Regions from separate parts of the Homo sapiens genome. Here region 2 is linked to region 1. Evidence: read pairs that join two places in POLR2A ChIA-PET (ENCODE). Cell type or tissue: Panc1. All regions are shown on one strand.

Region 1 (4,000 bases):
ACATTTTCACTTATTTTTTAGCTTCCAAATATTGAAATATTTTCTTTATTATGTCGGGGATACGTGATCACATACAAAAGAATCTCCGTTGCTGTATGCACTTTATTGTCACAAATTATTTGATGGCTGTTCATAATCTTAAAAACAAAAACTGTGAGATCAAGTGGTGACGTCTAGGAGGATGTGCAATGTGAAAGCTCCCTACTTAGGTAAATAGGTCTGGTGAGTACCTGTGGCAAAATTAAAGTCTCATTCCTTTGAATTTTAATATTTAAAAATTGTTGAAATTTCTCAGTTTCTCTACTTTGCAGTACCCACTCATTCTTAATTGGTCTTTAAAGATTTATTTTAGAGATAAAAAAATTTCTCTAAGATACCCATAATAGGAAGTATTTCATTTGTAAGTCGAATCAGTTTTTATATAATAATCAGTGAAAACTATTAAAGTCTAGCTTTGCTGAAAGACATTTTCCCCTAATAGTGTCCACTGATAGTTTTAAGGCTAATTACTGTAAATTCTTTTTTTGTCAGCAGTATTTGTAAGCAGGATTAATAATTCTGGGAAAATAGAATCTCATGCAAGCTGGACTCCCCCCCGCTTTTTTGTGAGTGTGTGACGTTGTAAAGTTATCACTTAAAGATTTTTATTTATTTATTTATTTTTGAGATATGGAGTCTTGCTCTGTCACCCGGGCTGGAGTGCAGTGGTGCGATCTCAGCTCACTGCAGCCTCCATCTCCTGGGTTCAAGCGATTTTCCTGCCTCAGCTTCCCAAGTAACTGGGACTACAGGCGTGCGCCACCAAGCCCAGCTAATTTTTGTGTTTTTAGTAGAGATGAGGTTTGGGGTTTCACTGTATGTCGGCCAGGCTGGTCTCGAACTGCTGGTCTCGAACTGCTGACCTCAAGTGATCCACCCACCTCTGTTTCCCAAAGTGCTGGGATTACAGGTGTGAGCACCGCGTCCCGCCAGACTTGAGTTTTTTAATGAGTGAAACAGCATTTTAAAAATCAGAATGAAAGTAATTTCCTATATCAGTTTCATTAAGTGATTAGTCTTGCCACATAAATTGTTATTGATGCTACTGACAAAAAAACATCAAACACTAATGAAACAAATGCTGGATTTGTGGATTTCAAAAATTATAAAATATTTCATACACTGTAAGCTCAGAATAATTTAAATACACTTAAAAGTAATCTCCATTTGAAACGATACAGAGTGTGTCTGATTTCCTCTGGAACATTTTCTGGGGTGGGGTTTTTTGTTTTGTTTCTCAGGTAACCTATTTATGTTAGTGATCTTGTCAAGTGGAGGTAACTTGAAACAATTGTTTATTTATGTTTATTTACAGGGGTGGAGGTGGCTCACACCTGTAATCCCAGCAGTTTGGGAGGCCGAGTTGGGCGGATCGCTTGAGCCTGAGCAGCATGGCGTGGCCCCTTCTCTACAAAAAATACAAAAAACAAAACAAATCAAAAAAATTAGCCAGGCGCTGTGGCGAGTGCCTGTAGTCCCAGCTACTTACGAGGCTGAGGTGGGAGGATCATTTGAACCCGGGAGGCAGAGGTTGCAGTGAGCAGAGATGGTGCACTGTGCACACTCCAGCCCGGGTGACAGAGAAAGATCCTGTCTCAAAAAAATAAAAAATAAAAATAAAATTGTATCTTAGCAATTATCACCTAGCATTTTGATACGAAGTTGAGTGAAGCAATGGTTAACAATTAAAGAATTTATTGGCGCAATCTAAATATAGTACCAGGGATACTAGGAGCTAGAAATTATGTCTTAGTTTCTAACCTTGAGATTATTATTTAACTTTTTCTGTTTAAGCTTTTCCTGTAAAACTGGGATAGTCACACGCTTCAAGAAGGCAAAGATGAATAAACGTTTGTCAAAGTTAATGGGCTTCAGAATTAATATTCTGTCAGTGTTGATGCTCAGTGCTTGTGTAACCCTTAGTTTTGCATTTACTTTAAAAAATGAATTAGTTTACATTCTATGTAATTTTTATGAGCAAAAGTTCAGTTTCTGGAGAATGTGGTGAAACCCACAGAAACAGGAGTTGCTTATGATCCGTAGTTTATAGATTTTTATTTTTGAGTGAGGTAGAAGATTAATAGATTTTTTGAATTCTGAGTAGCAGAATAGAAACGAAAGGCATTAAATGTTTTTCTTATTAACAGTGTTGTTTTGCTCATTCTGGAAATAAGCCACCTGCCCCCCCTTTGCTTATTTAAATGAGAATTTGCTTAAAGCTTAAGTGGGAGGAGGGAAGAGTAAGTAGAGGATGGGCATAGTAGAGCGCCCGTCATAAATTTTAAATTTTTTTATATATTTTATTTTATTTTTGAGAGATGGGGTCTTGCTACATTGCCCAGGTATGATCATAGCACACTACAACCTCAAACTCTTAGGCTCAAGTGATCCTCCTGTCTCAGCTTTCTTTTCTTTCTTTTTTTTTTTTTTTTTTTTTAAAAAAGATGTAGTTTAACTCTGTCACCCAGGCTGGTGTGCAATGGCGCAATCTGGGCTCACCACAACCTCCGCCTCTTGGGTTCAAGCAATTCTCCTGCCTCAGCCTCCTGAGTAGCTGGGATTACAGGCATGTGCCACCATGCCCGGCTAATTTTGTATTTTTACTAGAGACAGGGTTTCTCCTTGTTGGTCAGGCTGGTTCCGCCCCTCTTGGCCTCCCAAAGTGCTGGGATTACAGGCGTGAGCCACCACGCCCGGCCCTGTCTCAGCCTTCTAAGTAGCTGAGACCTCAGGCATACACCACCATGCCCAGCTCTTAAATTTCCTTGTATCTTTTCAAAGTTAGCTTTAATATGGGCAATATAACCAACTCATTTTCTTAAAATTGACTTAGAATAAGTATATAGAATAACCAGAAGTAATTTCTTGCATTTACTTGTTTTAGGATTATTACTGTATTTATTATACAAAAATTGGTTATAATTGGAACCTTTTAGACTAGTTAATTGTATTAGACTGGGCCAGTAGTCACTCATTCAACATTTCTATTGAACATCTACTGTATACAGGCTAGGCAAGGATGATCATGGTCCCTGGCTTCAAAGAGTTTATAGTCTCTGGAGGAAGGTAGACAGATAATCGTAGTAAACTATGATTTATATATTTTATCACTGAGGTGAGTACAGTAAAGAGGGAGGTTATTTGGGAGTTTTAAAAGAAACATTCCAACAGAGGAGTTGTTCTAAAGAGATTTTAAAATAATAGTTCGTTGGAAAAATTGGCCATTGTAATAGTTGATTTGTTGGAGTATGATATTTGCTGACAGCACTATATACTGGACTGGCCGACTGGTTGATTGTAACTGTTATTGACCATTGATCAGTAGTGATCTGGTGGCTGACAGTTGTTTTGAAGGGTTGAATTACAGTCGTGTGTGTATGTGTATACATACGTACATGTGTTTGTATATATATGTGTGTGTGTGTGTGTGTGTGTATATATATGCAAGGACCTAGGTTTAGATGTTACAGAGGATATAAGATACAGGAGACTCTAATAAAAAAATATGTTTGTGTGTATATATACATATATACGATGTGTGTGTGTATACATACATGTATACGGTGTGTGTGTGTGTATATATACATATATATGATGTGTGTGTGTATATATATATATATAATTTTCTTAGTTCATATAAGCAGGGCTTCTCAACTGGGCATAGTACTTTCCCTACCTCCAGTTCTCTCTTTGATGGCACTTAGAAATATGTGGGATCAGGTTTTTGGATGTTGCTATGACTAGGGATGTGGTACTGGCATTTAGTGCCCATGAGCTTCAATGCTAAGTTTTCTGAAGTGATCAGGACCGTCCCAACAAATGAAAGCGTAATTCCTCTAAGTACCCTTTTCAGAAACATTGAACAGAAAGAAAAATAGTATATCTAGAAGATTTTTTTTTTTAGTCCTTCTACTCTTTTCATATTGAGATAGTTAAGCTCCAGAAATATACTTTATTTGGA
Region 2 (4,000 bases), 790 kb after region 1:
GTGTTTGTTTCTTGCCTAAAGCAAGCAGTGCAGCTTTTGCCCTGCTACTTGCTTACAATGGATTTAGAGACTGAGAGTAACTTCCCTTCCCTGAGCCTACAGTTCGTGCTCTGCCCTCCATATTCAGAAAACAGTATTAGACGGAAGAGAAGGGGCCGAACATCCCTGGCTTCATCCAGATGGAGCAATCCCACTCCTCAAAGCAATCTGAGGGCTAAGAGTGATTTAATAAAGATTGCTAAGAATGATTTAATAAAGATTGCACATGAGCAGCACTAGTAAAGAATTTGGCAACATATAATACATATAACACACTTAGGAAACACATACCAAATGTACACCACCTATTTCTGCAGCACGTAATCTTTGGTTAGGCTGTAACTGCCTTAAGGACTTTCCCATCTAAAGTTGTATCAAATATGAGCCTTACCATAATGCTGTCAGGCCAGGAAGGCAAGTATTATTCCTAACGGTGGCGCACAAGGTCCCCTACCATCTTATACCACACTGCAGTGTGCCCTCTCTGCTTCCTAGGTTCTATCCACACTGACCTTTCTGTTTCTTGAACACATCACGTAGTTCCTACCCCAGGACCTTTGCATTGGTTGTTCCCTCTGTGGAACACTCTTCCCCTGGGTCTTTAAATGACTGTCTCCCCACCATACAGCTATCAACTGAAATTCCTCCTACTCAAAGAAACCTTCTCTGGCCACTTTAAAGAAACACTACCCTCATCTACCCCTTCCCCAACACATGCTTCTCTATTATTTTACCTTGTTTATTGTCTTCAAAGGCCTTACCATTCTCCGGAATCATTGCCTTTATATATTGGTCTATGGCCTCTGTTCCCCCGTAGAATGAAAGGTCAATGAAGGAAGGGACTTTGTCTAGTTCACTGCTAGGTTCCCAGCATCTAGAACACTGCCTGGCACACAGGAGACACTAAAAAACTATTTACTGAGTTCATTTCAGTTTGGTCAATGAGGAAACCAACATCACAAAGATGAAGTGAATTGCTGGGATATAATTAGGGCAAACCTGGGACATCTCTTAACTTTCAGACCAGTGCTTTTCGCTCTAGGCAAGGAAGTTTACTACTTGCCCATTGGGTAGCCCAGAATTAACATGTTGTCCTTTGGCGTGACACAAGAAGTTGAGATTTCTTGTCTTCAGAAGTAGGAATGGACAGTCATCCTGTCAAGATATGTGTGTGTAAAAACTTAACCCAGGGCTCAAAGGTGCTGTTTTTGCCGTATTTTCCTGGGATTTGGGGGTTTGGGTCCCATCTAGAGTGCACTAATTTTGAGAAGCAGCGTGAAGGGATAGAAACAAAAAAACTTGGCTTGGTCCTGAGCAGGCCATTTATTGCTGGGTGATATTGGACAAATCTATCACCTTCTCTTGAAATTAAGGATAACGTAAGCTTTTACATGGCTGCCCTGAACTGAATAACCCTGAACACATAAAATACCCAACCCAGGTCCTGGAGTACAGGACACATTCAGCGCATACTTCGATGTTTCCCTTCATCCAATTTGTTGTTGTTTTCAGAGACAGGTCTCATTCTGTCACCCAGGCTGGGATGCAGTGGCATGATTGTAGCTCACTGTAACCTTGAACCCCTGGCCTTAAGCAATCCTCCCACCTTGGCCTCCCAAAGTGCTAGGATTATAGGCGTGAACCACTGTGCCCAGTCCTTCATCCAATTTATGATTGAAGCCTCTTTCCTTTAGGATATGAGCTGAGTTTCTCTCTCTCTCAAGCTCTCAACATGCCTTGAAATCTGCTTTACTATAAACGAAAGTGGCTGATTGATATCTGGTGATTAACTAATGATGACAGAAGGAGGGAGGTGACTCTCTGGGGTGACTAAAATGTTTACACTGGGTATTTATCATGCTGCAGTTGAGCTGGAGATATGATCTTGGGGAAAAAAAAGGACTAAAAATGTGACTGCCTCAGTGCAAGTCACGGCTAGACAGAGAGCTCGGCATGCCACCAGCACTGACCTCATGCTGATGGCTCTCAGCACTGAGAAGGCCTGTCAAGACGTGCCAGAGGCTCCACCATCAGGCCAGGGCCAGAGGGTGAAGATAAAGCAGCGTATAAGAGGTAAAAGAAGAGAGATCTAGGAGTTGAGTTTAAATTCCAGGTCCTCCGGCTCAAATTTTGCAGAAAAGGTTTTTTTCTTCTGTTTTCCTCATATACCCTGGAGTTTTTAAGCATGGCATATTTGGAATACAGTTACCACAGGAGAATGCTGGAACTCCAGGGTGAAAAGAGAGGCAATATTTAAGAAAATATGATGTTCCGCCTCTATGAAAAAGCTTGACAGTGTTAACATGCAGCGAATTCAATAGGTGTAATGGGTCGTGGTAAACTACATCCACAGGCTTCCAACCAGCTCTGAGAATAATACCTGCTTTCTCATTGAGTTACAGCGAGAATCAGTATGGGAAAGTGTTAAGCTCTAAGTCACTCCATAAATACTAGGTGTTTTAATGATGACAATTTGGCGGTGAGCAGGGTCGGTGCAGGGAAGATGTCAGAACAAAGTAGGCTGATCTTCCAACGCTCACTCCTGCATTGGCGTCTGGCTCTTAGAGCTCAGTTACTTACTCAGCTGTAAATAAACTCTGAGATGCAGCAGCTCAGCTTCATTCCCTCCCTGCCCTTCTCTTTTGCCTGAAAACATCAAGGGATTGGATGGAAACAAACCATGCAGCAAAAATGTGCTGAAGAGGAAAGAGACTTGTACACTTGAAAATCGCCTCTAAATAGTACTTCTCAGAGGTAAAGCAGTTTAAAAATATCTGTGTATAAAATACACTGAATCAAACAGCACAGAATCTACTGAGCATTGGTATAGATCCCTTTCTTCATCAACACACATTCTGTGACAAAAGTATTTATTTGACTACATAGGATTCAGGGCAGAGAAATAAAACCTGCTGTTAACTGAAGGAAGGCAGCAGCCTTTGTTCTGGCTCAAACGATGTTGCTTGATGGTAGCATGTAGACATACGAAAATAAAGATGATCAAACAGAAGAGTGTGATATATAGTCGTACATTTTGTGAGAGAAAATCTGTACCATTCTGGAAGAGGTGCTTATAAAGGTTCCAGGTGCTGCCGCAGCGCCTGGGTCCACACATCATATGACTTGACATCTTCATTTACCATTTCAACCCTCTCATCATTTCCTCTGCATCTCTGGCTCTTGGGCTTAATTCTTTGGCGGACATGCTTATTCTCTTTACTAACAGGCAGTCAATATTACATCATCCAGTTCTCTGTGATTCCTTTCACACGATGAGATATATTTGAGCAAATTCTGTTGGGACTTGTTTTTCAACTCCACGATGCCTGGCAAAGTGAGGCAGTGAGAATGCCATGCAAAATACTGAAACTTGATTGGATTGCAGCCCAGACGGCGTGACTACAGCAACATGCTTACCCTTCTTTATGTGAGCTGGTGGCTGTAAGACATCCATATGCTGCTACTTGGGCTTCCACCCAAGATGAATAAAGAATGAATGAGGGGGAAAAAGATAACAAATTAATTAGGATTGTCTGTTAATTGAGAGGGTTTGACACGGCTACCTTGTGTTCAACAGATCATGCAACCAGCAACATATTAGTTCATTATCAAGAAAGCAGAACTTGGGGTGAAAAAAATACAGAACAGCACTACAGCAGGGTTTCTTAGTCTTAGCACTGTATACATTTTGGGCTGGATAATTCTTGGTTTTGGGGGGGTCTGTCTTTGGCATTGTAGGGTGTTTAGCGGCATACCTGGCCTCTACTGACTGGATGCCAATAGCACTCTCTCCGCAAGTTGTGAAAATCAAAAATGACTCCAGACATTAGTAAATGTCCCCTGGGGAGCAAATTGCCCCCAGTTGGGGACCACTGCAATACAGTAAATAATACACATCCTGTAGCCCCTCTTTATGTCTCATGTCTTTCCTTTCCCAGTGACCTACTTGACAGGAGCTTGT

What was found. ChIA-PET counts read pairs that join two places held together with the same protein. Peaks named below come from ENCODE experiments on the same cell type or tissue, not always from the same donor. Only the 100,000 strongest peaks of a DNase experiment are listed, where the experiment ranks them.
Region 2: POLR2A ChIA-PET joins it to region 1 with 8 read pairs; 1 of 35 experiments calls an interaction of 5 or more read pairs at or near these places.

The regions. Positions count from the first base shown.
Region 1 is chr6:87,157,041-87,161,040 of GRCh38, forward strand. All of the region lies in intron 1 of ZNF292 (zinc finger protein 292), which reads left to right. Among named protein-coding and RNA genes, the nearest start is that of ZNF292, 3.5 kb to the left of the region's middle. In Panc1, no CTCF peak of the experiment used is centred here; no DNase peak of the experiment used is centred here; H3K4me3 peaks cover 284 bases; H3K27ac peaks cover 491 bases.
Region 2 is chr6:87,942,804-87,946,803 of GRCh38, forward strand. LOC105377882 (a long non-coding RNA gene) reads left to right here. Exons shown (of 3, transcript XR_001744246.1): 3 at 1-1,240. Among named protein-coding and RNA genes, the nearest start is that of SPACA1, 100 kb to the right of the region's middle. In Panc1, no CTCF peak of the experiment used is centred here; a DNase peak (open chromatin) is centred at 1,928; H3K27me3 peaks cover 181 bases.